Regions from separate parts of the Mus musculus genome. Here regions 1, 2, 4, 5, 6 and 7 are each linked to region 3. The links are chromatin loops, found by intact Hi-C in ENCODE. Cell type or tissue: heart. All regions are shown on one strand. Links, peaks and the distances in the headings refer to the core of each region. The heading gives the core; the rest is flanking DNA.

The links. Peaks named below come from ENCODE experiments on the same cell type or tissue, not always from the same donor. Only the 100,000 strongest peaks of a DNase experiment are listed, where the experiment ranks them.
Region 1: a loop joins it to region 3, with 3 times the contacts of the local background. A loop is called at or near these places in 11 of 42 quality-filtered maps.
Region 2: a loop joins it to region 3, with 9 times the contacts of the local background. A loop is called at or near these places in 12 of 42 quality-filtered maps.
Region 4: a loop joins it to region 3, with 7 times the contacts of the local background. A loop is called at or near these places in 27 of 42 quality-filtered maps.
Region 5: a loop joins it to region 3, with 6 times the contacts of the local background. A loop is called at or near these places in 29 of 42 quality-filtered maps.
Region 6: it touches region 3 in a loop (2.8-fold over the local background); 11 of 42 quality-filtered maps call a loop at or near these places.
Region 7: a loop joins it to region 3, with 4 times the contacts of the local background. A loop is called at or near these places in 10 of 42 quality-filtered maps.

The regions. Positions count from the first base shown.
Region 1 is chr1:65,007,774-65,012,128 of GRCm38, reverse strand. No RefSeq gene overlaps it. Among named protein-coding and RNA genes, the nearest start is that of Gm24788, 8.5 kb to the right of the region's middle. In heart, for the core only: a CTCF peak has its summit at 1,764 (motif pointing right); no DNase peak of the experiment used is centred there.
Region 2 is chr1:64,984,432-64,988,786 of GRCm38, reverse strand. No RefSeq gene overlaps it. Among named protein-coding and RNA genes, the nearest start is that of Gm24788, 15 kb to the left of the region's middle. In heart, for the core only: a CTCF peak has its summit at 2,410 (motif pointing right); no DNase peak of the experiment used is centred there.
Region 3 is chr1:64,615,113-64,619,467 of GRCm38, reverse strand. Mettl21a (methyltransferase like 21A) reads left to right here and starts at 1,704. Exons shown (of 3, transcript NM_025964.4): 1 at 1,704-3,195; 2 at 4,259-4,355. The coding sequence starts at 3,049. In heart, for the core only: no CTCF peak of the experiment used is centred there; DNase peaks (open chromatin) are centred at 1,687 and 2,247; H3K4me3 peaks cover 1,972 bases; H3K27ac peaks cover 1,952 bases.
Region 4 is chr1:64,708,109-64,712,463 of GRCm38, reverse strand. Ccnyl1 (cyclin Y-like 1) reads right to left here. Exons shown (of 10, transcript NM_001097644.1): 4 at 3,986-4,086; 5 at 1,011-1,046. Among named protein-coding and RNA genes, the nearest start is that of Ccnyl1, 19 kb to the right of the region's middle. In heart, for the core only: a CTCF peak has its summit at 2,376 (motif pointing right); no DNase peak of the experiment used is centred there.
Region 5 is chr1:64,688,421-64,692,775 of GRCm38, reverse strand. Ccnyl1 (cyclin Y-like 1) reads right to left here and starts at 1,431. Exons shown (of 10, transcript NM_001097644.1): 1 at 1,376-1,431. The coding sequence starts at 1,385. It overlaps 2810408I11Rik (RIKEN cDNA 2810408I11 gene), which reads left to right and starts at 2,117. Exons shown (of 2, transcript NR_038009.1): 1 at 2,117-2,312. In heart, for the core only: a CTCF peak has its summit at 1,944; DNase peaks (open chromatin) are centred at 1,325 and 1,935; H3K4me3 peaks cover 3,115 bases; H3K27ac peaks cover 2,230 bases.
Region 6 is chr1:63,657,632-63,661,986 of GRCm38, reverse strand. Dytn (dystrotelin) reads left to right here. Exons shown (of 15, transcript NM_001081658.1): 9 at 737-848; 10 at 2,972-3,117. Among named protein-coding and RNA genes, the nearest start is that of Dytn, 27 kb to the left of the region's middle. In heart, for the core only: CTCF peaks have their summits at 2,247 and 3,801; no DNase peak of the experiment used is centred there; H3K27me3 peaks cover 675 bases.
Region 7 is chr1:64,532,132-64,536,486 of GRCm38, reverse strand. Creb1 (cAMP responsive element binding protein 1) reads right to left here and starts at 3,683. Exons shown (of 9, transcript NM_009952.2): 1 at 3,467-3,683. In heart, for the core only: CTCF peaks have their summits at 2,191 and 3,613; a DNase peak (open chromatin) is centred at 3,626; H3K4me3 peaks cover 2,631 bases; H3K27ac peaks cover 2,094 bases.

The DNA of each region.
Region 1 (4,355 bases), core at 142-4,141, 390 kb before region 3:
GAGTACACTGTAGCTGTCTTCAGACACACCAGAAGAGAGCATCGGATCTCATTACAGATGGTTATAAGCCATCATGTGGTTGTTGGGACTTGAACTCAGGACCTCTGGAAGAGCAGTCAATGCTCTTGACCACTGAGCCAGCTCACCAGCCGTGGACATAGGTACTTTTAATCATGCCCTTCTTTTGGCAAGTTTTGTCATGTCCCAGAGCATTGGTTCTCAGCCCTTTGAGGTCACATACCAGATATGCTGTCTATCATATTTACATTAAGATTCATAGCAAATCAACAGTAGTGAATTAGCAATGACATAATGTTGTGGTTGAAGATCTCTACGCCATGAGGAACTGTATCTAAGGGTCACAGTGCTAGGAAGGTGGAGAACCACTGTACCAGAGGCTTTCTGAAGCCACCACCCTCAGGAGACACATAACTACCCAACCTGCTCATCCCACATCACATCCATGTACCTGAAGAATCCCTTCCTTAAGTGAGAGGAGGCATTACTTTCACCTGCCCTTGAATCTTGGGTTAGCTTTTAAATTTACTATCTCTCCTGATGACCGCAGATGTATTCATGGGTTTAAGCACCATCTATGGACTGAGAAACCCTAAGTCAGTATCCATAGCACAGCTTTCCCAGATAATACTCCACAGCCTTGCTTCTATGTAAGGGACACCTGGAACTTGGTATTTTTCAAAACAGGCTCCCTTGTATCCCTACTACCTGCCAAATTTTTCCAGTCATGGTATTTGTAGACTTTATGAATGATATTCAGTCATTTTACCCAAAAGATTGGACTTTGTATATTTTTACATTTTACTTGTACTCAAGAGATCTGAGTAAAAAAAAAAAAAAAAATCTTAGAATGCATCAGAGATCTTTGTAGCTAACTTAGATACAACACAAACACACAGACTTTGAGGCAAAGCACCTACAGTTGGAATATTATCAAAACTTTCATTTTGATACTAACTCAAAATACCTATGAGTAAATTTAACATTGACTACAGAGAAAATAATAAGATATTGAAGACAAATACTAAGATTTGAACAAGTGGAAGAACATGCTTTCTACCGCTGTAGTAAGGAAAATTGCATACTGAAATAAAAATGTACATAAAGTAATATATACTTTCATACAATACATTTTATAATCTAGTAGTCTTGTCTTTAATAGGATATGATTTACATCAGACGTATACAAAACATTAATGAATAACAGAAAATTTACAAAAATATAATGGAATCTTTTTTCACTGGTCGTGACCATTCTCGGTTCAGGGGACTTATCTGAGTGGACATGAATACCTGACACCAGGGAGTTTAAGTTGCCTTTGGATCTATTTGTCATGCCCACAGCAAACAAGCCTTTGTGAGGTTAAAGAACCCAAAGCCTTCCCATAAATCAGAATGTCTGAGAACATTAGAAGGGTTGGTTTTGGTTTTGGTTTTGTCTTGTTTTTTGTCTCGGAGACAGGGTTTCTCTGAATAGCCCTGGCTGTCCTGGAAATCACTTTGTAGACCAGGCTGGCCTCGAACTCAGAAATCCGCCTGCCTCTGCCTCCCAAGTGCTGGGATTAAAGGTGTGCGCCACCACCGCCTGGCTACTTTTGTTGTTGTTGTTGTTGTTGTTGTTGTTGTTGTTGTTGTTGTTTTTCGTTTGTTTCTTTGTTTGTTTTAGAAGGTTTATTACATGAACACAGTTCCCTGAAACAGCACCATTGTAGGAAGCACGAGAAAACCACTAGGTGGCGCTAGAAACCTCCCACTATAGGCAAGCATCAACGCTGCTTTCCCACTAGAGGGAAACAAGTAAGTTTGGTGACCTTATGATTCATGCTCACTCCGCTTCTCACAGGGCACGGTCTGGAGATGTCTAAACTTTCCAGATATGTCTTGGTAATTTGGAGTTTACGTGAGAAAAAAATCAGTGACTGTTTTGTAAATGTCACAGCTCTGCTGCATAGAGATTAACATCCTGATTAATACAGCCCACCATGTGGGGGGTCAGCACCTGTTTTGGCAATTGGTATACCTGGGAAATGAATATAGATCAAGGAAAGCTGAGGCCTGGGTTGGGAGGACACATATTTCCATCACATTTAAATGAACCATAGTAAAGATATATTATAAAAATAGTTAACAATAATGCCTCCAATCAGAGAGCTAGATGCCCCAGTTTTGTGGGCAGGAACAATGGAACAAATTCCTCATGTCTGGGGAAGTGCCCAGGTTAATGTGACAGCGGGACCGCAGAATAAGTTACATTTATATATGAGAGCTTTTTAACCAGTCTTTGATTGGGTAGTGATATTACTTGTGCCTTTTGTGTTATTGGGTTCTGCACGCTCAGATTTCTCAAAAACCTACTTTTAATAAGGGTTCTCAAACGCTTCAACCCCCGCTTCTAGTCCACCATCCAAACGTAGGAGAGAAAGGATGGTAAATAGAATAAGGGTGTGTGGACCTGTTTAGAAGTTGTTCTTTGGGGCCATTCCAATCTCTGTGATCAGGGAACCAGCATTCCAGTTTGGTAGTATCAGGATGCCAAACATGAATCAGCGGCAGTGGCATCGCCTAGCAGAAACAGCCAGGCCTCTCTCTACCAAATCAGCACATGTCAGTGGGAGTGACCAGGACCAGCTGGGACACCAGAAGACGTTCCCTGCCATGCTTCTCTCAAAGAAGTGAAAGTCAGCAAAGACGTGAGACCAACAAAGTGTTACAAGGCTAACTGCGAGCCCGCTGTTACTGTCTGGTGAATCCTGTTGATACTCTCTGCAAACATCACATGTCCTCCCACAGGTCTTACCTCAGCAAAACACCATGTGAGTTTGTATCGCATCACATCAGGGCTCTGGAAATGTCAAGAAGAGCTACGTGGGGCCTTTCCTCAGAGTCTAGCCAGGGAGTCTGATCCATAACTGATATCAAATGTGTTGAGAACAAGCAAGAGAGACTTATCCTCAGTACTACCATTTTGTTTTCAGACTCCATTTAACGGACAAACTGAACTTAAGCTCTCAGGCCCTAGGGCAGCTGGGGACTCCCCAATAGGCTGCACAGCTTCTGTTATAAGGAAACAGTTGTCTGCGTCCAGACATCTCAAGGACAATGTCTCCACCTTGCTGGCAGGGTCAAACAAGTTCATATTCCCAGTCCCAGGGACCAACTTCCATCCTGATTAATGGAAACTCCCTCGCTCAGCCCCTCATGTCAAAATACAACCAGGCAATGCTATAACCCACCCTATTCCCCCATTGCTCTGTGGTCTTATTCTTTAAATATGCTGTATCCCTTCCAGATGATAGTCCAGCTGTTCTGCGGCCCTTATCGATTAGTAAAGGCTTGATGACAATAAATTTCTGTCATCTGCATTGACCTGGTGTTTGAGTTCTGTTGGATGCATGATGGATTTAGTGAGACCACAACTAACTGCGGTTACTGTGAAGCGTTGTGGAGACACAGGGCAGGAAACATGTGGGCTCCCCTTGATTAGGTATGAATTCTGGGAGGGAGATTTTCTATTTCGCTATAAGATAACTTTTGAGATGTTTCATAAAATATGCATGAGAATATAACAATAGAACAGAAGGACATTGATGCTGGCACCATGGCAACACAAGGGAGAGTGTGGTCCACAGTGGGCAATGTGGCTGTCAGCATAAAGGGGCGAGTGGAGGCAACAAGCAGACGGGACACTAGGAACGTAGAACCGAATGCCAAGAACTTCCAGATAATGAGGACCCGTGGAAGGCTTCTAGCCATCTTGGTACACTTGGACCGTGCCTCCTTATGGACAAAGAACTGGTAAAGAGGAGGAAGGGACCAAGCTAGACCAGGGAGCCTGGGAGCATTTGCAGAGAGTTAAGCCAAGGGCAGCGGCACTTGTCCCATTAAAAAGGAGGCAGCTGGCTCTAATTCCTGCCTCACAGTCTCAGGAAATGGAGTGTAGGGTGGCTAGTCACAGTTACTATGTATGTTTACGGTGTAGCACAGACCTTGGAAACAAAGTACTCCTTGTAGGCTCTTACAGCTTCTGAAGTTTCTTGTGTATTGTATTATTAGCCAGTCAGTGTAGTATTCTCCATTTCATAGATCAGAATTGAACTTTTCTTTAGTGTCAATGCACTACAAATAACCACTTTCTCACTTTTTAAAGAACTCAATTCTGCAGTTTTTGTTCCCATCATAATACGAACAAAGTTATTGAACTTTCTTCCTGGGAACCAAACTGACAATGAAGGCTTGATATGATCTGGGAATAAAGTGGTCCCCAGATGGCTCACTATTGGAGAGTTGACCACCAGGAGGTGATGCTATTGGAGACTATCTGGGGCTTTATAAAAGGG
Region 2 (4,355 bases), core at 231-4,230, 370 kb before region 3:
CATACATCATTGGAATGCCAGATCATTCCAACCTATGTATGCCAGTACAATAAATAAACCCCAAACCCATGCATTTATCAGCACCATTTTATTTTTGGTTTAGCTTATTTGGGCTCTGGTTTTCCAGAACATATTAGAAACTTTAACATGTTTTTTTTCACAGTAGAAAGGTCTCAGTATTTACCACAATGGGCAGTCACTGCCAGTTAAATGTCTTTGTGTTAGCTTGCTCTCTGTTGCTGTGGTCTATGATCTAATACTCTGGTCAAGCCAGCTTAAGGAAGGGAAGGGTTAATTTAGCCACATTGTAGTCCATCACTGAGGTAAGTGGGGCAGGAACTGAAGCAGAGGCTGGCCCTGAAGGAACATGGTTTACTGGCTTACTCAGCCCTCTTTCTTAAACAGCCCAGAACCACCTGCCCAGTGGTGGCTTCACAGGGACCTTCAATGTCAGTCATCAACCAGGAAAACTGCCCACAGACTTGCCTCACAGGCATTTAGACAGAGGCAATTCTTCAGCTGGCATTCCATCTTCCTGGATGACTCTAAACAAAAACTACCCAGCAAAACATGGAAAGAAGGCACTAAAACAAAAAGACAAAATAAACTGACAAAAACAACAACAACAACAAAAACCCACCACAGGATAACTTAGAAGATTTTGGGAATCTCTTCAGAACTGTAATTTCTTCGTCAAGAATTCTGAAGATTGGTGTATCAGGAGCAAGCAGACACTAGTACAATGCCTGAGACATTCTGCACATAGGTCAGATAGGTGGGGGGAATGGCTGTTGCTGTGTGATCTATTTCCACTGCTGTGATAAAACTCCTTGTTTTATGCTGTGATCAAAAGCAATTTAGAAGCCAGGCATGGTGGCACATGCTTCTAATCCTAGCACTCAGAGGTAGAGGCAGGAAGATCTCCATGAGTTCAAGACTAGCTTGGTTCCTTCACATGGCAAGTTGCAGGTCATCCAGAGAGTGTCTGTCTCAAAACAAAACAAACAAACAATGACTTAAGAGAAAGAAAGGCTGTTGTTAATGCTTGCAACTCCAGGCATGGTCTAATATGTAGGGAAAATCAAGGCAGTAGGAACTTGGAACAGATCACAACATCACATCATTGTCAAGAGCAAAGAGAAGTGATTGCACAAATGCTCATCTGCCTGCCTGCACTCAACTGGACTTGAGCAACTCTTACAAAGCTCAGGCCTCCTGAATAGGGAGTGGAGCCACCCACACTGGGCTGGGTTTTCTCAAATCACTTAAATTAATTAGAACAGTCTCCTGCAGGTATGCCCACAAGCCAAAACCAGTTTAGACAATCCTTCATTTGAGAGTCTACCCAGGTGAATCTGGGCCCCAAACCAATCTATTGCTGAGAACAACCAAATGAAAGAATACTACTCAGGTTCCATGCCAGCGGGGAGAGTTTGAAGGACCCTGCGGGTGTCTTTGCTCTGCTGTTGTTCCATTACTATGGTTATTATAGCACAGTAAATCCCAGTATAGTAATAATGAACACTCATGCTATCTGAATGGTTCCCTGGGTGATTTTGAAACCCTGGTTTTCCTATACATATTTAGCATGAGTTAGCATTAGAAAACTTGTTTTTTGTTAAAATTGAGATTTAAATGTTGAGCTGGGGACAACTGACAGGAATTTATGCCAAATCATCCCTTCCAAGAATAGGGACTGTGTTAAATATAGGAAGGAGTTTTGCAGCTTATCTTAGCATCTAGCAAGGTCAGGCTCTACCAGGATACCTGCTTTTATTACTCCTTTAACTATTCTTTCCTATCTTTCTTATCTTTTTCATGTAAGGCTCAGAAACAACGTGCTCAGTTCTATAAGAAATAAAGAAAAATAAAAGAGAGGCAGGAGTTCTTCCAAAAAACCCAAGATCAGTTCCCAGCACCAACATCAGACAATTTACTGTCACCTATGACTCCAGCTCCTGGGCAGTCCAGTGCCTCTGGGCTTGGCAGGAATCTGCACTCATATGCATAGACTTACACATCCATATACGTAGCTAAAAATAAAAATAAATAATCTAGCCATGGTGGCAGACATAGATGGATCTCTGTGTATTCCAAACCAGACAGGGCTAAATGGTGAGACTCTTCCTCAAAATAAAAAGAAACAAAATAATAATTAGTGTTACATATTTTCACTGGAGTTGCGATAAACTAACTTGGAAAGAACTGACATTTCTCAAGTCTGATAACTGCTAGATATTTCAAATGAACGCACACACACATGTGCATTGGAATCGCAGAACCCGATCCGAGGATTAAATTGGAAATCACAAACCTTACTCAATCCTTTCAGCACTTAGTTTATAGATGATGTACATTCAAATCATTTGTAGAACAGAGTGAGTCTCCAGCTTCAACAAGATAACCACCTACAGGGGGCGGCATGCACTTACGTAGAGGATTGCAGGCTGTTTCACAGCATTTCATACAGCATTGTTTAGGTGCTCAGCTCTGCACCACAGAGATTACAGCCTAAATACCCACAGGCACCACGGAAACGTTGACTCATGACAGACATGCAGCATGTCACTTAGCACAGCTGGCTTCCTGACATACTGTCCCCAGGCATCCCAGTAGCCTTCATTCCCAAAATTGTTCACAGGAGAAGAAAGGATTAAGATGAAATCATAAATTCATTCCACAGGTATATGTGTTGAGTCGTTCATATAAGTAAAGAACTACTTCGAGAAAGGGTAATAAGAAAGACCACAGTCTTCCTTGCACAGTTTGCCTTCCAGAGACAGAGACAAAAGGCAAACTCATTAAATAGTATATTATAATTTCAGCTCATGATAAGGAGCATAAAGGCAAAGGAAGGAGAGGAGGCTCAAGATGCTATTTTCAGTAAGGTGTGTGTGTGTGTGTGTGTGTGTGTGTGCGCGTGTGTGGGGGGGAAAGCCCTCCTGCAATAGTGCATTTGAGCACACTTGCATGCTGTGGGAAATTAAAATAATTGGTGGTAGATGTATGAATAAAAGAACACAAAACAAGGAGAGTCCTTTGTGCAGGGTCTATGTACACACAGGGGACATCTGGAGAGCAAAAAGTATCATGGAGATCCACGGAGCAGGAGAAGAAATGGGAGAAGAGGCAGGTCAGCCATGTCTACACAGGGTAGGCACTGGAGGTGAAAGGAATTTGCTCTGCATTCTGCGGAAAGGATGCCTTTTTAGCCGGGATAGAGTGTGCATGGTCTGATGGACGCTTTGCATCTGGCTGCCATGGTGAAAATGGGTGGGAGTGAGGGTCAGAGGGAGAGATGCATCGAAAGCCATTGTGCTGCTTATATAAGAGATATTGCGGCTGAGACCCTGAGACTCTGAGACCCTGAGATGGAGGGTCTGATGTGGAGGAAAGGTAGGAAGTCAAGGAATGACAGATGCTTTGGAAAGACAATGTGAAGAGTTGCTGGTGGGCTGAATTCTGGCATGAAGAGAAGAGAAGAGAAGAGCCACGGGTAGATGGTCTTTCAGACTTGGAGAGTTTGGAGCAAGAGAACCCCTTAATCAGGACAGACTTTTCCCACTCAGTTTCACTGTCTCGGCATAAGCTCTATTTTCTGTTACTATATTCCTCCCATTCCAATCAGTCTTGTTTCCAGGAAAATCTTTAAGATGTATAAAAATTTGTAGTAAGTGCTCATTGGATCCTTTCTCAAGGTTTCAAGCACTAGCTTTCTGTAGCAGTGATTAAAGCAATATTAGTGTTGAAATTAAAAGGCCTTTGAGGCTGGAAAGACGGCTCAGCAGTCAAGAGCACTGGCTGCTCTTTCAGAGTACCCAGGTTCAACTCCCAGCACCCATATAACTCGAAACTCTCAGTAACTCCAGTTCCAGAGGATCTGACACTCTCACACAGACATATATGTAGGTGAAACACCAAGCACATAAAATAAGAATAAATAAGTCAGTAAGAAAGCTGATGGGTCCAGTTGATTTGAACTATAATCAAGTAGAGAGAACAATGCCAAAAGACAGTCGTTCCCAGTAGTTCACACTTGGAGCTGAGGTGACCGTCTAACTAGCAGCAGGTTCTTCTTTGCTTCCCTGGTTGGCTGAGTTTCGTGTTACACCCAAGCCCTGGAGGCATCTTTGATTTAGGATCATAGTACCTTCCCTTAGCGTCTGCCCACAATGCTCCAGGGACCTTACCCCATGTGTGATACTGTGGTCTGCCTTGCATATTGTTTATTTCCAGAAAGTGTCCCATAATCCCCTAGGTGCAATTGATCATTGGGTTTTGTTTGTAGACCTATGAAAAGTCGTTTGTTTGTTTGTTTGTTTGTTTGTTTGTTTATATTGGATATTTTCTTTATT
Region 3 (4,355 bases), core at 123-4,122:
ACAACGTGGTTAAGGAGTCGAGTCCTCTTAACTGACAATGACACCTGGGAGTCAAGAGGACGAGGAAGATCTTACAAGCCTTGAAGGTCTCCAAAAGAATTCCTACCTTGCCAAACAGTCACACTAAAACATGTACCTCATTAATTTTGTATGAATCTTTTGAGGGCACATACATGTTTACGGTATGTGTGCTTTGTGCATACAGGGGACTGAAGAGGACACTGGGTCCGTGGCACTTAGGTGGAGTCTTGGATTTTTGTAAGCCATCATGTGGGTGCTGGGTTCTGATCCTGCATCCTTTGCAAGAGCAAAAGGCGCTCTCAACCACTAAGTCATTTCTCCAGCCCCTCTACCTCACTCACATTGGAAGTCTCCCAAGTTGTTAGCACCCCCCGTTGTGGTACCACCTAAGCAATGCTGCAGCACGCTCTGTTCTCCACGATTACAAAGGTTTCTTTCTCACTCCTGTTTCAGTTGTGAAGCTCCAACCGGGGACCTGGTGCTAAAGAGAGCCTGGATGTTAAGACACAAGCCTTGGCTAGGCATGGTGACACACAACCTGTAATCTCAGCACTTGCCAGTCTGGGGCAGGTGCATCTGAGTTTGAAGCCAACCTGGTACATATATAGTGAGTTCCTGGGCAGACAAGGCTATGTAGAGAAGAGAGATCCTGTTTTAAACTAAACCAAACCAAAGCCCTGGGATAGTGAGAAAGGAGCAACTACCCAGCTGCGAGGGGCTCTTTCACCCACGTTCTGATGGTAAGAACAATTTGTATGGTCAAGTATGAACTAAGGATAGGAAAATCCCTGGGCATATTAAAGACAGCCATATAGCAGGCTGAGCACTTAAATATGTACTCTATCAAATGCTCATTACTCTCTCCCCCAAGGATTAAACAAGTCTTTCTTCTCAGATATTTAGAGGCTCACCAGTGGTTTCTGTTTGTGCTCTCTTTAATGTCTACACTGCTATAGATGTTGATTTTCCTAAGCGGATGTGTGCCCTTTCTAAGCAAGTCGGCAATAATTACAACTCTGGGAGCTAGGAGGGGCAAAAGGAACACGGTAAGTAAATGTAATGTTGCAAATGCTCTTGTTGGCAGTGTGCTGGAGAGCTTGGGGGAAGTTTTAAAGTCATATACATATGTATGCAATCCTCCCCTGTGTGTGTATACATTTTCAGTGGAAAGATGGAGAATAGGGAGACAGAATGGTTAGCTAGATCCCAGGAATCTGGGGAGGTCAACCCATTTACATTTTTGAATGTTTTTCTGACCCAAAGTCTACACTTTCCTGTGCCTAGTTTAGGTCCCCAAAAGAAAGAAATAAAACAGAAAACACACGGAAGAAAGGTATTTCTTCTTCTAGTAACTACATATCAACGTGGTGTGGTCTTTTCACTTGTGCGTATTCACTGATGAAATCGGATTAGCTCTCTCTAGCGCAAAAACGTGAGCTTTAATAAGAAAAGGAAAAGGGGAAGCTGAGAAGCCGAGATAGCACAAAGCCATGGAGCAAGTAAGGAGAAAACTTACTAAGAGAAAAAACGGAGGAAGAAAAGACCCAAACAGGAAACTCAGTAACTTGAGGAAAGGGCTCTTACTGGTCCCCAGTTTACTGCAGGCCACTTGTCCCCAGTCTCCCGCAGCTGGTGCTGGAATGTGGAGGTCAGGCGCGCCCCCTGCCGGCCGGGAGAGGCGAGGGCGGTCGCGGCTCGGCAGGGTCCGGCACGCGGAGACCCTTGGGTGGCCAGGTCCGGGGATGGAGTTTGCAGCCGAGGCTGCCGGCCAGGATTTAGAAAGGCGTCCATTTCGGCCAGCAGAGTGGCGGCGTGGAGCGACGCGAGCGCCCGAGCGCATGTGGTCGGGCTCAAAACCCGGCCTGGGCGTCGCACGCCCACTCCCCAGCCGCGCCGTGGTTAGGGATGCTCGGTAGTGTTCTCTCCCACTTCACTGCCACCAAACGCGGTGACTACGTTTAGTTCTCTACTTCGCTACGCATCCTTGGGCGCCAACGTCGCCGACTAACTGTCCACTTTAAGGTCGGCCTTTCTCCCATGCAAGGCACCCCACGCCCCTGTGCACTCGCCCTCCCTGGCGCCCCAAAACCGTAGGGCCTCACAGGAACTACACAGCACGGGCCAGGGGAAAGCGGCGGTACCGGGGAAGGGGACCGGAAACCCGCGTCTCTCTTCCCGGAACCAGCTTCCACCGCCTTCTGCCAATCCAGCCTTTTAAGGAGGAGCTCCGCACAGCGACTGGGCAAGGCTGTGCGCTTGCGCGGCTCGGGTACCCTCCCGGAACCGTGAGTATCTACGTGGAGGCACTGCAGGGTGGCCAGCGGGCTGTGTGGGCGCCAAGCCTCCACCCGAGGGTCCGAAAGGAGTCTCTGCAGAGCCCTGCTCCCACCATGCTGGGTTCCCGGGACTCTTTCGTGGGCGCGAGGGAAGCGCATCTGTGGCCCCCGGGTGTCGTGCGGGACGTGCTTTTTGTCCCGCGGGTTGTCCGCCAGTATTGTCCGCTCCAGCCCCCAGGGTGACTCCATCCACTCTGCCGTAGGGAGCCTTCTAGGGTCAAAAGGCAGGGCGAACCCTTAGGATTTAGCAGAAGTACGCATTTGGCTCCTTTGTCCTAGCTGAACATGAGGATGTAGGTTGGCGGACCAAACAAACAAAAATGTGGGAGCTGGGTCCAGACAGATCAGGTGCCCAGGGCCGTCACTGTCACTTCGTGTACCGTTCTTTATGTAATGCCCAAGTAGTAACAGGAGCCTGTAGGGTGCCACAGTAGTTAGAGATTTCTAGGCGTTTCCTCCTCAGAGTTATTAGTTGACACCAATTCAGAGCCAATTTTCACTTCCCTCAAGTCTCGGAGGAAAAGCTGTTGAAGAAATTGGATGCACCTCAGTCTATTTCTTAGTTTGAACTTGTAATAACGTCAACAGCTTTTCCAAGTTACTTAAGTAAGATACAGCACTCAACTTCTGACTCTGGTGACACTCAGGATTCTTTTTGCATGACAGGTCTCAGCAGAGATAGACAGAAGAAATGGCCCTGGTACCCTATGAGGAGAGCGCGGCAATAGGGCTCCAGAAATTCCATAAGCCTCTCGCCACCTTCTCTTTTGCGAACCACACCATCCAGATCCGTCAGGACTGGAGGCAACTGGGAGTTGCTGCAGTGGTGTGGGATGCGGTAAGTCAGCACTGCAGGGCCTTTGAAAACATCCACAGTTGCAAGACTGTATTCTAAAAAGGAAATTGATGGCTTTATTGAGATATGATTCATATATAGTCTCCACCAATGTAAAGTCTGCAAAAACACTGGGTGGTTCAGCACATCCATGGTAGTACACCCATTACATTATTTACAGTTTTTCATGGTCCCTGCATCTCCTTGCCCACCAGGCATTCCCTTTGCCCCCTTACATACATTGCACTTTGCAAAGCTGAGGGAAGTGAAATGACTTAGTTAGCTGCCCAGTGAGGACCGGAAGACTGAAAAGAAAGCGTGGGCCTGACTGCTCTGGGCTCATTAAGTTTGTTTCTGAAAAAACACACAAAGAATGTGTAGAGTCAGAGTCCGAAACTGACGTCATGGTTTCAGTTTTTCATGGTTTGGAAAGATTATTGCTTTTCTGCTTCTTATGAAGAGTCTGTCTTCAGCTGTTAAATAAATGATTGGCTTAAAGACTTGTACTCCTAGGGTATAGCTCCGGTGGGGGCGGGGGAGGGGTAAAACTTATTGAGTTGTAAGCAAATGCTCAGCATGTGAAATTCCAAAACTTTCGGTGAAACCCTACCCGCTGATGCCCAGAACATGCCCATGGTCCCTGTGGGACAGTGACTCAGCGTCACGGCTCAGGCAGCTGTGAGCACTGAGACTCGTCCTTCTAGCATGGCTTAGGAACCAGACAGCCCCTTGAAGAAAATCAAAGATTCACGTCATTTCTTCCAGAGCAGTTTTGTAAACTTCATGGAGCTGTGCTGTGATCCAGGAGGAAATGAAGCTTTTTAGCTAAGCTGCCCGGTAGCTATCTTACTGCAGCAGCAGCAGCAGCAACTAAGTTCCTGTGCTTTGGGAATTGTACTTTTCAGGCAGGGAGGGAGGGAGAGGAGAGGGAGGAGAGAAGAAAGGAACGGGGAGAATAGGAGTATCTTCATTCACTGTTTCTTCCTGCCAGCATTCGGCATCCTGAAGCGACAGCTCTGCAAACGCTTGCTGACCTCAGTCATGTTCACATTGTGTTTTGACTCAGGCTGTCGTCCTTTCCATGTATCTGGAGATGGGTGCTGTGGAGCTCAGGGGCTGCTCTGCTGTGGAGCTGGGTGCTGGCACAGGGCTGGTGGGCATAG
Region 4 (4,355 bases), core at 276-4,275, 93 kb before region 3:
CTTTGATGAAACAGGATAACTAATGTCACTAAATCCTGACCTTTCTTTTTTAATATTCTGAATGTGATTTACTTGTGAACTCAACCAGCCCCTTATTACAGAATATCACTTTCATGTGTAACTACAAATACTCTCAAAATTGAATGTAGTAACTTGTCACTTTGAGGAAAACATAATTTGTCATGATAAAATTCAAGCTGTCAAGCTCTGTAAAAGCCAAGCTTGGGACCTTGTGCCTTCTGCTATGTGTCTTACAGCTTCTCCGTGCTCACACTTTCTGCTAACATTATAATAAGGGTGACTCATTATTCTCCATATGACCAGGATACATCATCCAACTATGCACTAGTAAAAGATACACTTATTAAACATTTGCACATTTATACAATGAGTACAGTGTTTAAGAGTTCACGGAGAGATACAAAACTCTATTACAATGAGACACCCTTAGTGTAGTGCTGTAGAGCATCAAAAAATCTGAACGCTTTAAAAATAACTTTCCGTCAAATGTATATGTGTGAGAACTGGTTTCTTGGTTCTTTAAAACAAACTGAAAGAAAGACAGAGAAACAAGGAAATCTATTTGTCTTTCTACCAAGACCTACATTAAAATTTATAGATATGCAAATGAAATATTTTCTCTCAATTTTACGTAGGAAAGTCATTTGAAAAAATTATGCTAACAAGATGGCTCTTTGCTGTGATTTTTTTACTGTCACAATGGGAACAGACAATTGTGACACTGTTAAACAATCTATAATGCATGCAGGAGATACCACAACAAGAAATTAGTTAAATTATTAGGATCAAGTTTGAAAAATTATGTGCTGGTTTCAATGTATATTTTTACATTTTAATATATATAAACCAGCAAGTTTAGAATCTTCAAACAAGGAACTCTATTATAATAAAGATTCATTTCAGGACTGTAATAAAGGCATGCTATAGCATACTATTTGGTATCAGCAAGGTAATCAGCTGGGATAGGAAGTTGGATTTAACATGCTCACCTGTTCTTTATGTGGTAATATATTGCTAAGGTCACACTGTGAAAGGAAAAAAAATATTTGAAGCAATTTGTTTTCTCATTTTCAAGCAGGGCTGACTTCCCGGGAAGCCCTGATGTCCTGCAGTTAGAACAGTACCATTCTACTTACAGTGCTCTGATTTCTTACACAACTAGACAACATGATTTTAGAAGACATATGATTTCTGTTGACTATGGCCATGTAAAAATGCTTATCTATCCCTCCTATCATTTGCCCTTCTACCTATAGAATCTTTTGTTCTGTGCAAGTTGCAGTATTTGTACATATGTTTAAACTTTAAACAGTAGGAATTTCGGATTAGGTCTCAGATTGCAGATGATATCCATTTAACACCACAGACCATTAGCTCCCTAAAGTAAGTAATGAAAAGTTCTGCATATTGAATAAAAGCATTTAAAATCACTTCTGTATGATTATTAGTAGCAAACTTAGTAAATATGAATGAGTGCCCACAAATCTGCTGATAAGACTAGCTACCCTGAAGTAAGTAGTGCTTTCAGTATAGCACAAGGTATAGTATTAATGGCAGGTATTCCGAATTAGTTTAAGTGAAATATTAGTAAGTAGACACGACCCTTTAGACACTATATTACTTTACTCCTAAGTTTGCCACAGATGATGTAAACTAGGGAACAAAGGGTTCTATTTGCCATCTGCCCATACCATCTAAAATGTAAAGTGAAAATGTTTGAGGGAAGGCAAATCTGAATTTTAGAAGTAGTTGGATATAAATTTAAAAATTTGAACTTTGTAACATTATTGGCATAAAAGATGGATACTTCTACAGTGCTTCAGTTTTACCCTCAGACTGATTTTTAAAATCACACACAAAAAAAATTGGTTCTGAAAAGGACACTAAGACTTACACAACAGTTCACCCAACAACCACTTTTATAGAAAAGGGAGGGGACCAATGTTTAAAACTCATGAATCTAAGGTCCCACACCAGGTGGGCAGGCACAGTTCTTTATTTTCATTAAGCAGTGGCTCCTAAACTTTGCCTCACACCAAAGTCACCCTGATATAAGATTAGCTCAAGGCATTCTGATAAACTGGCATTGGTTTAAGTCTAAGGTAACAAGTTCCCAGGGTGACTCCACTGTGCTGAAAAGGCTGGGAAGGGGTTAAGGAAGATCAAAGGACTTGCTCAGCCACTTTCTGCCAATGGCATTAATGCCTCACTCCCATCTCCTTTCTTAAAGTCATCTGAACTTATCTATGAATTGAAAGGAAGGCAAAACTGAAAAAATGCATGTGCTCACAGACACGGGTTTTTTCATTTATTTTATGTATGAGAATTCTATCTGCAGGTACACCTGCATGCCAGAAGAGGGCATCAGATCCCAGTATAGATGGTTTTAAGCAGACAATGCTCTTAACCAACGAGGCATCTCTCCAGGCCATATTTCTCTTGTCTTAGAAACAAAGTCTCATGTAGCTGAGGTTGGCCCCTAACTTGCTATGTAGCTGAGGATGATTTGAAACTCCTGGATCTTGCCACCTCAGCCTCCCAATTGCTGGGAATGCAGATATGAGCCACCATGTTCACATGCAGGCATGTATACTGAAAAAAGTTGTATGAGTCAAAACAGTTTTTTTTGTTATTGTTTTTGTTTGTTTTGTTTTGTTTTTTGATACAGGGTTTCTGTGTAGCCCTGGCTGACCTGGAACTCACTCTGTAGACCAGGCTGGCCTCAAACTCAGAAATCCGCCTGCTTCTGCCTCCCAAGTTCTGAGATTAAAGGCATGCGCCATCACTGCCCGGCTAAAACAGTTTTTTAATTTCCTCGAAAATCATGCGTTGTTGCCTATGATAAACATTTTTCAAAATTTGCTTTAATCTTTTTGGTAAATGTTTACTTCACCAAGTAAATTTACTGACTTTTAAAATATAATTAAAGAAAACAAATTAAAAACTGTACTTTCAAAAGTAGATTCCTAAAAGTTAGACTACATTGGAATTGGGAGAAGGGGATGAAAACTATTGGTGTGACCAAAGTTACTCTTTAAAAATATACAAATTGCATATAGGAACATCAGAATTATTTGAGTTCAAAATGATCTGAGGACTCTAATGAAACTTCCGTTATCTTTTTAGTCTCACAGATTGAGGCTTTCCTAAAAACCCACACCCAGGAATTATTGAACAGATGATTAACTCAAGACCCGCAGAGGTGGGGCTCAGTTTTTGCTGAAACACAATTTAATCTCAACTGTTGTTTTAAGTGTGAAAGGAAAGATAAACTACAACACATGAGAACTTGCAGATTTTAAATGAAGAAATTACTGATAATTGGCCAGTTTTTTCTAAAGCTAGGATATTAGAAACAAAATTAGAATTATAAGCTCATTATGAGTTTTAGACTGAGGAGTAAAATTAGGGATTAAAAGCATTAGCACTCTAAAATCAAACATTTCCCAAACTATGTTAAATAAAAAAATCAATAGTTAGAAACCAAGGAATCGGGTTCCCTGGGAAGCTCCAACCCTGCGCTCTTCTCCTGTCACTGTCGCAGGAGAACTCACCTCCGACTGTAACCTATGCACGGGGCTGCTCCTGTACTATGGTGCCAGGAGAGGACAAACTACTCAGAGTAGTTTCTGAAACAGTAAGCATTGTTTTAGGCCTATAACTGATCAACCTGGACACATCTATCACGTTCATCAGTGCTTTCACAACATAAATGCACCTGACAGAGGCACATTTTCCCTGGGATTTCTTGTTTGCTAACTGGCTCTCCTTTCCACCATGCAGTCTAAGATAAAATGGAAACTGAAATTTTACACTTAGTCCCTTAAAAATCAGTATCTAATTGACCCCAATGTCTTAAACTTTGTCTTAACATGACAATCAAACGACTGAAACGACCAGGCATGGCTCGGGTGCTCTAGCAGAGGGGTCTGTTGCTCAGCGCTGGCAGCCTAGTTGTACTCACCATTTTATTGTGGTTCTAAGGTTAGGCTGGCTGACTGTGCTGTCATCTAGAAATATTGTTGAGCATGAGCTATACTTTTTAGTAAGCTGCCCTGGAGATACCTGAAGGGGAAGGGAAATAGAAGAGAATGTCACGGTAAGTTAAACCTATAAAATGTGTTTTCTTTTTCCTTGGTTAGAATGTCAAATGATAAAGCATTAAGGTATTTACTTCTACAGTCCAGGAGTGAGTGCAGCAGCATGTGTGGTCCTGCAGGGAACCAAGCAGGCTTTGAATGTCCACAAATCACATTGGAGAGATGTGCTATAGAAGGCTGCCCTCAGTATGGTACCTACCAATCAAACCTGCCAAGTTCCTATTACAAACTTCC
Region 5 (4,355 bases), core at 177-4,176, 73 kb before region 3:
ACTGTTTGTAAATCCAGAGGCTTAACTTACAACATTGAAACTGGACAGTTTTCATAAACACACACTCCACTGTTTAAAGATACAATTACCTTTACATTCTTTTACAACATTTGACTATTACAAAAAGTTACAAAAGTGTATCGATCATGGGCCTTAAGTTATTCTAAAGGAACTCATTTGTAGTGAAGCCAACAAGCCAATGTAGCTTAAACATCTCATGATACGTTGTCTTATAGATCTGTAGCCTTCATTCAATAACCACACTGCTATCTAGAATTACTTTTTACCCAATTCACAGATTTTCAAAAATTTTATAATTATAAAACACCAAGTATTTCCTCTTCTCCCTCCTACCTACCCAGCCAGCTCACCCTGCAATGGATCAGTTTTCGAGCTTCAACTTTCTTAGCACCAAGTAAGAACCTCCAGGCTGAAGGTGTGCAGGGAAATGGAGCCATAGAAACAAATATTACAGGCACCCGCAGGGGGCTGTCTTCTTAAATCCCAAACCTTTACATTACTAATTTAAAGCTAAATTTAAGCTTTTGGCTCCATTTAAACGCCCAATGAACAATCTCTCCCCACCCTGCTTCCTTTGGAAGAGGTAAAATAAATGAAATTTGTTAAATGGCGATGTATTTACCAAAATGATAATTTTAAAGCAAGCAGAACTACTCCTTGTTAGGGAGGGGAAGCAGTACTTTTCTGAAGCCTGGAAAGAAACTAACATCTTTCACAGAAGTCTCCTCTTTCTGTGTTCCAACTATAACTGAAAGTAATAAAGCAACCTTTATTATTGAGGCTACTTTCAAAATCCTACTTAATACCATACACATTTTGGTGGCAATCTCTACTTGAACGTAAATAAGAAATCTTTAACCATGCTGAATCTAGATTGCTCTAGTATCAGTTACTCAACTCGTTCAGAGCAAGAGGAACATTATGCTCTTACCTTACGTACCATCTGCCTAAGTAAGGACAGAGAGATGGGATGGCTATTCTGAGGTTAGGGGTACCTGGGAGTTTTATTAAGAAAAGGGGCAATTATAGTCTCTTGAAGTCTTAAGTTCCACTGGACGGTACACAGCAGTACAAAGAGGAAGCGGTGCCGGGTACAGGGTCCCGGGTCAGAATGAGAGAATGGGAAGAGTGAAGAACTGGGCGTAGGGGTGGGAGAGAAACTGGCCAGACGTGGCCGAGAAAGAATAAGGGGTGGGAACACGAGCCACAGCCCTCATTCCCGGTGTCCAGGCCTGCGCCAGGAATAATCCCGGCAGGAAGGAACCCGAGGCGGCGGCCGCCTCCCAGCGGGACCCAGGGAGTCGGTGGAGGCCAGAGGTGCGCCACGGCCCGGACGCGCCCGCTGCCTCCTCACCTTCGGGCATCTCTCGGTCACTGATGTGCTGCAGGTGGTGGCCCTCGCCGGCTCCGAAATCCAACTCGGCGGGCTCCACGGCCGCAGCGGGCGCCGGCGCTACCGCCACCGCGTCCCCGGCCGCCGCCTCGTAGACCTCGGACTCGTAGTCGGGCTCTGCCGGCCCCGCGCGCCGGCCCAGCTTGGGGCTGGCATTGGGGGACACGCAACAGGTCAGCGTGTTCCCCATGGGGAGCGTCCGCTCCGCTCGGCCGACGCCTGCGCCTCCGCTCGCCCCGGACTCCGCGCCCGCCCCCTCCCCCAACAATGGCGCGGTCGGCGCCGGCAGCCCCGGGCAGAGCGGGGCTGCGCCCGCCCGCACTCGCCGCCGCGCCCGCTGCGCGCCCGCCCGCCCCGCCGCCCAGCCCGGGGCAGGGCTCCGGCCTCGGCCGCACCCCCGCCGGCTCGCCGCCGCCGCCTCCCCACAGCGGACTAGTCTGCGAGGGCGGCGACCAGCCCGGCTTATTTAAAAGGGGTGGGGACCCGACAAGCGCTGGGAGACGCAGCCACTGCGGGCCGAGAGCGCGGCCGGAGCTCCTCCTCCTTCCGTCGCCGCCTCCGAACTGAAGGCCGCTAGCCGGCTCCTGCCAACCGGAACGCGCTCCGCGGTCACCTGGTGACGGGTAGCCAATCAGACCCGGACTTCCCTCCACGCACCCGCCTACGGCCCAGGCACGTGACTCACAAAGCCCCGCCCCGTCCCTTAAGCTGAGCCGCGCGAATTCTGGTTTCCATTCATCTCGAGCTGCGCCGAGTCCGGCTCCTACTGGGGAGCTGCGGCAGTTTGTTACTCGAGGCCGCCCTTCAAGGCGGGCCCCGAAGGTCCGGCCTGGTGAAGAGTTGGTTTTGTCAGCAGTTTGGTCTCTCCATGTTTGACAGCTTCCCTTTGCTCACCCAAGTAAGTTGCACTGGACTTAGCCGGTTGTATATGGCTAAATGCTCTTCTCCTGTCTTCCCAGTGTTACGTTCTCGCTTGCAACTTGGCCATAGCAACCCCGGGGCTCGCTCCTTACTCTCAATAAAGAGTCGTGACTGTGTCTTGCATGAAACCCGAGGACACGTCACTCTTCAATTTCCTCGTACGTCAAATAAGGACCAAACTCTCGGTTCAGAAAAGCTGGGAGCCAGCAACTCCGGTTTCGCTTGTTTTCTGCCATCACAAGACAGGAGTTTCCAGACTTTGTTTCTTTAACTAGCAATGCAGAGAACAGTTTTCTCCCACAAAATAGAGAACCACACTGTGGGGTGCCCACAGTCCTAAGTGATGGGGATGGTAGAGAGCAATTGACCTTTAGCATGCACCAAGTATTGCCAACCATGCCAACCGAGCTCCCTTAGCGCTAAGTCTAAAGAGCAGTCCAATGTTCGATCTCCCAGATTTTACTGATCGGTGGCAGGGTAGGGGGAGCATGCAGAAACTGAGTAACTTTCTCAAGGTTACATGACAAGGTTACTGCTCGTGTAGGGGCCAGAATAGTCTGGATTCCAGGTTTATCTCCGAGTACCTGTGAAAGGAAGTCACGGTTAGGGAAAATGACAGAGACTGTTGGTGCTTGGTAGTGTTCATTTTAAGGAAGAGCAATCTTTTCACTTGGGGATTTTAAATATCTTCCCTAATTGAATCTTCTCGTTCATTTCTGTTCCTGAAGTCCAGCAGTCCAGGCTCCCAGTAAATTTAGGCAAATGAGAAGCAAAGATTTGGAGAATCTAGCTGTACGAGTTCACACTGCTGCTCTTGGAGTACAAACACAAATATCTGACCCCAAAGTCAATGAGGTCAAGAGTTTAGTTGTTTTCTTTTAATGTATATATTTATTGTATTTGTATGAGTACACTGTGGCTGTCTTCAGACACATCAGAAGAGGCATTGGCTCCCATCACAGATGGTTGTAAGCCATTATGTGGTGGCTGGGAATTGAACTCAGGACCTCTGGAAGAGCAGTCAGTGCTCTTAACCGCTGAGCCATCTCTCCAGACCAAGAGTTTAGATTTTATACTGGAAATAAGTGTTGAACATGAAGTTCAGAAGTCATTGTCATGTGTATTTAAGACTATGTTATTCTGGACAGTAAGAAGGAAGGGAAGAAAGGTCTAGTTAAGGAAGCCTAGTCTTTTCCTAGGAAAGAAAGACAACTCCAACAAAGGGCACTGGTGACTAAGTGGACAAAGAACTTATTTCCTAAGTGAAATAGGAAGTACTTACCTATTGGATATGGAGGGAGAACAGAAGTAGAAGGCAAAAAAAAAAAAAAAAAAAAAAAAAGTCTAAAGTTCTGATTTAGAGGGTAGGCGGGTTTTGATGCCGCTCCCCTAGACAGATAAAAAGAAGAATAAGTTTGGAGAAGAAAGTTTTTGACATTGTTAAGTGTTGTATGAAAATGAATCCTGAGGGGAGAAGAAGGCAGAGGGTATATAACTAAAGAAATTTTCTCTTAAGATGGGAGAAAAAGCAAGATGAAAGTACTTTAATACTAAAAGAGTAAGAGCCCATGAGCACAACACAATTTCAGACTTCGAAGAAAAGGAGGAATTAATAAGTGATGTCCCCAAGAAGGCAGAAATATCTGGGAGAGGTAAGCTTTGGGAAGCAGAAGCAAGCAGGGAGAAAAGACATATGTGACATGGAGACATTGCTGGTAGAGAAGTTTCGGGAAAGTTCACTTCATGACCCCTGTTTTCCTATAAGGTTACAGTTTGGAAAATAACTGGGGGAAATGGAAGTATGAGTAGAAGTTGTTTGTATCTCCCAGAAATTATATTATATTTAATGAAAACCAAATGCCATTTTACTGGCTAGTTTTTTGTCAACTTGACACAAGCTAAAGCCATCTGAGAGGAGGGAGCCTCAGTTGAGAAAATGCCTCCATAAGAAGAAAAACCTAAAAGCCATTTTCTTAGGAATTGATGGGGGAGGACCCAGCCCATTGTGGCTGGTGCCATC
Region 6 (4,355 bases), core at 280-4,279, 960 kb after region 3:
CAGAAGCTATGGGGAAAAAAAACAACTGGAAACAGAGTCAGGAGGACCCCTGGGGGTTGGTGGCAAGTCTAGACAAATGGGTCAGCTCCAGACTCTGTGAGAGACCTCATCTCAGAAAATAGCATGGAAGAGTTATTGGAGAAGGCATCCAACATCAGCCTATAGGCTCTGTGGTGTGGCAGGACTCAGGAGGGAGAGAGGGAAGGAGGGAGGGATGGATGGGGAAGACAAGGCATAAGGATCAAAGGTTGTCCCTACTACAAGAATTAAGTTCTAGATAGATGGGTTCTCATTTATGTTCTATACAAAATAAGTCATAGAAGACTGAGATGAGATGGTAGAAAAAGCTTTGTTAAAATTATCAACAAACTAGTTGTATTATCCACTCAGCCGTCTTTCTTGTAACTCTGAAGGTGATTTCAGAACATGAAGGAACACACTTAAGGGTAATTAGCATACTGTCCAGACAATTCCCTGTAACTGTCAACAGTGCTGCATAGTTCATCAAATAATCCTTATTAAAAACCCTTGTCTTTTCCATCTTGTACATTGTGTAACAAAGGGGAGTGCCTTCCCACTTAAAGTGTGCTGACTAATTTTCAAAGCTACACAAAAGTTTTGCAAGGCCAAGAAGGCACCCCTTGTATGTTTGTGGGTGCTCATTCTCTACTTGAATATCACCTGTTTGCTCTCCTACTGAAAGTGGCATAAGCTGTTCTTCCATTTCAATTGGCAGATACCATTGTCTAAAGTGCCTGGACTTTGACATCTGTGAGCTGTGTTTCTTATCTGGTCTCCACAAAAATTCCCACGAGAAGTCACACACTGTGATGGAGGAATGTGTCCAGGTAACATCTAAGGCAGTGTGGAAAAAAATTCCCTGCCCCCTTACTGTCCTTACAAGACATTACATTTAAAAACCGTTCCTTCTGAGCCGAAGGAGATTGCAACCCCATAGAAAGAGCAACAATATAAACTAACTGGATTCATTGGAGCTCCCAGGGACGAAACCACCAACCAAAGAGTATACATGGATAAGTCCATGGCTCCGGCTACATATGTCGGGCATCAATGGGAGGAGAGGCCCTTGGTCCTGTGGAGGCTTGATGCACCAGTGTAGAGGAATACTAGAGGAGTGAGGCAGGAGTGAATGGGTGGGTGGGTGAGCATCCTCTTAGAAGCAAAGGAGAGAGAGAGATGGGATGGGGGCTTGCAAAGGGGAGACCAGGAAGGGGACAACATTTGAAATATACATAAATAAGATAACTAATTAAAAAGAAACTTTTCTTCTTTCAGTTAACACTTAAGACACTGGAAAGGGCCGGCTTAACCATCAACTTTTCTCAGTGTAAAAGGGCTCCCGTGTGACAGAATAGTAGTATGCACTGTAGGAAAAAAGTCATAATGACTTTTGTTGTTTTTTTTTTTTATGATTGATACATGCCATGAGATTAAACATAAATGTGCTTTGTTTACATCTCAGGTTTTTATAAATGTTTTTGGGAACAAGAAAAGGCTTAATGGGCTACATTATGACCATTGATCTCATGCTATCTACTAGGAAACATCTGTCAAAGTTACAAGGAGCAGGCATTAGCACCTGGAATGGATGAAGAAGAAGAAGGGTGTTGATTTGCTGGAGATGACACAGCAAACCTTCTGGTTGTGGTCATTCTTTGTAAAGGCTTTAATACGACTTTCCCCGAGTCCTAGATTTCAAGTATCTCTTTTCTTTCCCTTTGGAATAAAAAGGAAAAAGAACTTAACTAGGTTTTTGCTGAAAAAGTAAAACTTCACAACTCTCGATTCTTTTAAAGAAAATCATTAGTAATCAGCAAGTGCATTTAAGTCTAAGAAAAAAGAAAAATACAAAAATACAAAAGCATTTTGCTCTTCTTAGGGGGGTGGGTGGCAGTTGGGGTGCCTGAGGAGTGAGAAAACATTGTCTTTTTTAACCACTGATTTCGGGTGAATCTGTACAACGAAGTTCCTCTCAGCATCACTGTAGTGAAGGCTGCAGTTGGATTGCTTTCACCAAAGGCAGCTTCCCAGTTCTTTCCGATTCTCTCTTCAAGATCAAAGTCCATCCAGGAAAAGCAGGCGCCTGAATTTTTCCAAATACGTTTCCTCTGGAGCATACACAGCCTTGCTAAACTGCTCCAGCTTTGCCTTACTTAGTTCATTGCTTCGGAATACCTTTCTGGCCCTGGAAGCCTGCGACTTGACGGTGTTATAGTGACACCGTGTGGTCATCTTGTTAATAGACTTTTATTCTTAAGAACTGGAGTCCTCAAATTGAATATGGTTGTTTCTTTTCCCTGAAGTTGCTTAGGTGGGCAGGATGGGTGGATTTAGGGTCACCCACTACCTACTGAAATTGTATACAGTAGCAAACTGGGGAGGGTGTTCCTAGACATGAATCCACAAGTCATCACCTTATTCTTAAAGGAACCCACATCTCCAAATGTTAGCAACCATAAACTCAGTCCGATGTCCCTTCTTACAGTTTTTAGAATCCCCATTCTCTTTAAGAAGCAGTTATTTATTGACGCAGTTGGGGAATTCAGCCTGGAGAGTTGTGCTACATGCAGGTTTATACATGAAGGGTATGAGGAAATTCTAGGAGCAAGGAAGATTATTTTTCCCAACCACCAACAATAGAAGAAATAGCTAGCAAAGCTTTGATAGTGCAGCAGGTCATTACCAATGGATAAGGAAAGATCAGGCTTGAACTGATCTGATGCTCTTTAATTTTTTTTTTTACTGGCCTGATTTTATGACTTTTATTCATTTGTGTGCGGGTGTGCATGTGTGCCAACAGCCAACACGTGGAAGTCAGAGGACAAGTTGTGGACACCAGTTTTTTCTTTCCACCATATGGATAGAGGGTCAAACTCAGGTGGTCAGGTTACCCAGTGAGCCATCTTGTCTACCCCTCAAGGGCACCTTTCAATATTGTTCATTTCCACAGATGTCAGCAACAGAGAATACAAAACTCCTCTTCAGGAGTCTCAGAAACAACCTGCCTCAGAAACGCCAGAGGGTAGGAGCTGTGGGGAGACAGTGGCTGCTGGACCAGCTGGCTTCAAGGGACTCAGCTAGCCACGGGCCAGCCAGGTGCGTAGTGTGGGTGCTGCTGACACAGCCAGCATAGATTACAGCCACAGGTTTTCTCTCTTCTAAGTTTATTTTCATTACCGTATGTTAATTATATATCATGGGTTTATTATAGTATTTTCATACACTTATATATTTTACCATTATTTGCCATTTTACCTTCTCTTGTCTCCTATTCGTCCTGCTACCCCTTTCCTTTTCCAGAGTCCTCTTTCTACTTTCATATCTTCCTCCTTTCATGTTTCGTGTTTGTTTCTTTCTCACCCCCCTCCAACCTTTAACTGAATATATAAATCTCTGGGAGGTGTGGGGTCTCCAGAACCTCTCTTCCCCTGGTCACGAAATGCTGGTGGGGCCAATCCTGAGCAGGTCTCCTGTGCAGATCGTCACCGGTGGCAAGCCTGGAAGATGGTGGTCCACCCCTCCACCCCGTTCTCTTTCTTTTAGATCCTTTCTGCTTCCACTTCTGTGATATTCCCTGAACCTTGGAGGAGGAGATACACAGGCTGAGAACTCAACAGCTACTAATTCTCAGTGTTTGGATCATTCGTGAGGCCCAGCAGCAGATGTTCAGCTAAGGCCTCTATGGAGGGCAAGGATGGGAAGAGGGTAAAGATGCAATTACTTTTTACAGCCTTTAGGTTTATAGAGAACTTAGAGGCAACAGTGCCACGTAGTGGCCACGAAAGTAATTGCTCTTGCAAGGCATCAGGGGCTTAGAAGATTGTTTGAGTAACTGCTCTGCAAGTGCTATTTGCACTTCAACACCGGTGAAACCAGACTTATGCTATAGATGAAATTTCTCATTCTTCTGTTCGACTGCCCTAAATGGTAAAGCGTCCCCTGTCATTAACCTCCAAATAATCATTACATTGTGTTCTGTTGTCTTGTCTTGCTTTGCTTTTTTTGGTATGAATTCAATGTGTGACCCAGGCTAGCCTCTTAACTAACCACCCATTTTATTTCACCTACACAGTGCTGAAATTACAGATGTATTCCCACCACTTCTGATGTAAACTATAATTTTTGGGTGTGTGTGCATATATATATATGCACGCACACACACACACACACTCATATAATATGTGTACAGATGCCCATGTGTTTTGGGGCACAATCACATGTCAATATGGAGGGCAGAGGAAAACTTCAAGTGTTATTCTCTAGACACTGTCCAAATTTTTCCTTTAAAATGTTGTATTTATTTATTTGCATGTGTATGGGGTTTTGTCTGCAGT
Region 7 (4,355 bases), core at 204-4,203, 83 kb after region 3:
AGAATTCAAGACAGATTGTATAGTATGCTACTGCTTGTATAGAGGACGATACACATACATGTTTACTTGCATATGGACAGAGCATCTCTGAAAACATGTGGGCAACACTGGATGACACAGAATATAGGATATGTTGCTATAACTTATGTTTTACACTATAACCACAAAAATAATTAAAACACAAAACTGAAAATACAAAGACTCCTTTTCAGCTCACCAAGAGTGTTCTCTTTCCTTTGATTGTTTTCAAATGACAAATAACTGTTCCCAACAGTTCCTTAAGCATAAAACCAGTAAAATTCCTCGTTGGATTTGTTGGTCTTTCTGGCCAACTGTATTAAACACAGTAAGTTTGGAGAAATTATGACATCTTTGGGAAGTCCCAAAGGTAAGAGGTAAAAACTAAGATGAACAGTTAAACTCACCCTAGAAAAAGTACTTTCTATTTATCTCAAAACCCCCAGGAGTATATGCTATTATTTTAACTTTACAAGTGAAGAAACTGAGGCAGAGATAGCAGACAGTGTCCCATGGTCACAAAACTCCCCAAGTGCAGGCATGTGACAAGACTAGCAGTTTCAAACCCACACTCGTGATTTCCCAAACCAGATAGACGATCTTTCAATGTACTGCCCATCACTATATGTGTTAAATATTCACATCACCAGTGACTACTGTCAAGTATTCAGCGGGGCAGTCAAGTTCACACATGCATGAGGAATAAACTGCTATAATTATCTATTTTCTGATATCTATTATATTCTTAAGCTAAGATTTGAGCTCTATTTATTCAAAATAATGAAGCTACCACTAGAAGTAATACAGCAAGAAAGATGCTCACACGAATGTATAACAGGTGAGTTTATATGGCTGTATCTGCTAACGTATTTGTAATAAACATTTTATATCGTATAAGCACTGTCACAAGTAAACAATGTTCTCTATTGTTTTAAAAAAGGCATATGAGATTTAAAAAAACAAACCCAAGGGCTTTACAAGTGACAAAACTACTTCTCTAAGAAAACTAAAATCCCTATGAGTATCTGAGGGTAGGAAAAAAGAATATTATGGTCTGTTTCTTCAGGCCCTTGTGTGAAATTCTGTTCAAAAGTGTTTAACACTAGTTTTAAATTCCAAAGGAATGCTCACTTAGTATTCATTAGGTAAGTTTTTGTAAATAATTCATTAGCTTTCTAAAATACATAGGTCCATCAAAAATAAACAACTAAAGGAGAGGAAGGAGGAAGAGGAGGGAAGCACACCGTGCTAGAACTTTCACTGACCTCTGCAAGAGAGAACTGTAATTTATTGTCAGGTTCCAGGTGAATGCTTGAAAATTAATGCACACAAAAAGTGTTCCAAGTTTCACTTGCAATTGCTGAGAATCAATTTGATTCTCCATAAAAGATCCCATAAATAAAACCTAAAGTATCTTTTGGTCAACACTGAAGAAAGGACACATAGGAATTTTTTTTTATTCTCACAGGGGAAGAATCATCCTCATGTATCATCACTATTGGCTTGTAGAAAATCTTTTGAAAAAACTATTTTATCATCAACATTACCATGTATAGAGTCTTCACTGTGTGGAAACAAAATCATCTTCTCAACCCTATGGAAACAACTCCTTCTATTGCATCTTAATTTTCTTAACAATTGCAAATTGGAGTGCTAAAGACTAGCAATGTAACTTGTCAAGTTTCAGAGTCCTGACGCATAGAAAAAAAATCAAACACAATGGTTCTATTACCAATCAATATTTATTCCTAACCAAAAGCCTTGTATGGACCAATCACAATTCAATGGTACAGTAACTGGTTGTATTGTAAAAGAAACAAGCAACCCCCCCCCCCAAATATATAAAAAACTGTGCACCTTTCAAATCAACTAAAATTTTGGGCTTTGCTTTTCAATTGGGAAATGATCATCAGGGCACAAGATTTCAATAGATGGCCCAAAGGTATTTTGTGCTAGATCTTTTGAAGGCAGATGTGGTGCAAAACTGAGGCTAGGATCAAACTCTTAACTTTGAGAAGATATGGCAGGTTTAAATAGGTCATACTGCAATGCCCTTTAAAAATGTCTTTGGATCTTTAAGGTGTCAATGACTTTTGACAGTCCCCTTTGCAGATGTTCTAGGTGAAGGAAAAAAAGGAACACCACAACCCCTGCTGGCTTAAACTGCCATCAACCTCAGGCTGGGATTACCTACGGCAATATACAAATAATGGATAGTTTCAATAACTATTTTTAGAGTGAGAATTATATCAATCCTCCATTAAAGTTCAGACAGAAGCGTGTGAGGAGCATGGCAGAGGCTAAGGGGAGATACGGATGACTCAAAAAACCTTGGCAAGACTGCCTCCCTTCAAATGACAGAAAACGAAAAGTACCTTCGCTAATACTAATTTCCCCTTCGATAATTTCTAAGGGTTTCAGAATGATTGACCTCAAGTGATCATTATCTTAGTGGAAAGGGTTAAAACCGAAACTGTTTTCAAGCACCAGCTTCCCTTTTACAAGATCCCAACAGTTTCTGCAAAAAGTTATTACATGTATGTTTTCTTAGCACCTCTTTCCTTCCCAAAAGAATGCATTCCCAGGACTACTGATTCGTTCTTCATCTTCAAAGCCGAGGGGTGAGGGAAATAGTAAAAAAAAAACAAAAAACAAAAACAAACCAAACAAAACAAAAACAAAAAACCCCAAACCCTTAAAACAGCCTAGGGCAGAAAACAGCATTTTCTCCGACCGCGTGGGAGCCGGGGAGAGGGGCAAGAATAAAATACAGCACCAGAGAAAACCTTGGGTTTCGAACTTTATTGCACAAAGAGCGCTGTAGAGGAAAGCAGGTCGGACGTTGCGGCTCGCCGAGCGGGCACCGCCGCGAAGGCGGCAGCACCTTCACCTCCTCTGCCCTCAACTGTCTCCTTCTTCTTCCTCCTCCTCCACCCCCCACGGGCACCCAGGCGGCGGCCCGGGCGGCCAGCCCGGCACAGCCGGGGCGAGCGAGCGTGCGAGCAGGCGGGCGGCGGCGGCGAGGAACGGGGGGCGGCGGCGGGCGGCCTCCCCCGGGGCGGCTCCGCTCCGCGCCGGCTCCGGCTCCGCGCCCGGCACGGCCGGGCCCGGCCCGGCCCGGCGGCGGGAACGCGGGCGCCAGCTTGCCGCGGCCGGCCGCCCGCTCGCTCGCACCCCGCCCCGGCCCGGCCGCCCCCCGCCATGAGCGCCGCCGCTGGCTGCAGGCAGAGTCGCTGCCGCCCGGCCGCCGCTGGCTCCAGTCCGCCGCCATTATTCTTTGTTCGCTGCGAGCGGCGGCGGTGTTGTGGGGCTCGGGCGGAGGCTCCATCTTTACCGCGGCCCCTCCTGCGAGGGGAAGGCCCCGAGCGCGGGTGTCCGGCGCCTCCCCGGCCCCCCTCTGTCCCCCCGGCTCTCTCCGGCTCCTGCCTCCTCCTCCTGCTCCTCTTACCGGTGGTACAAGCTCCTCCGTCACTGCTTTCGTTCGCGGCCCGGATCTCGCTGGAGTTTTATTCTCTCCCCCACGTAACACACCGCGTCAAACTACACCTCCGCCGCGTCACTCACCAACACTCCGCTTCTCCCAGCCGCCCGGGCCACAGGCAGCAGCAGCCGCCGCCGACTGAGGAGCCGCAGCCAGGGAGCCAGCCAGCGCCGCCCAGTGCCGAGTGCGCAGCGGCCACTCACGGAAACAGCCGAGCTCGACCCGGAGCCGCTCGACAGGCCCCGCCCCCGCGCTACTGGCGGAACCTGCCGAAGGCCTTCGGCTACTTCCCGGCGCTGCGAAGGGGTTGACCGGGGAAGCTGGTGTAGGCGGTTTGAGACCCGCTCTGGAGGCACGATCCGAGCCTCACTGTGGCGGGTGGAGGCTTCGGACGCCAGCTGAGGAGATTTGGAGGAAGCGGGGTTTGTGTGTAGCCAGATTTGGGGTGGTGTGGGGATTCCCGGGGTGGCGGGGACTTGCTGGAAACCCCCGCGCGGTCTGATCCTGCGGCGGAAGCAGACCGCCCGGGAACTTTGACGCGCCGCGAGGGCCCAGAGCCGCGCGGACGGCGCTGGAAGGTTGGAGACGCCGGCTACCGGCCAGGGGAGTCTGCCGGGCCGGAGCTGGTTCTTTGCTGGGAAGAAAGCTATGGCACAGGTGGCATGTGGGGATTCAGCTCCGCTTTGCGGCCAGCCAGAGCCCCTAGGTACTGGGTACCGTCCTCCCTCTGAGGCTGGAGAAATGATCAGCCATGCTGCTCTCAACACTTGAAACAGATCCCCACCCTACCTGCCCGCGACATCCTGTGCTGACTTTTCTCAGCCCTTTCTGCAGCGGTGGCACGCTGCTGCGGCGT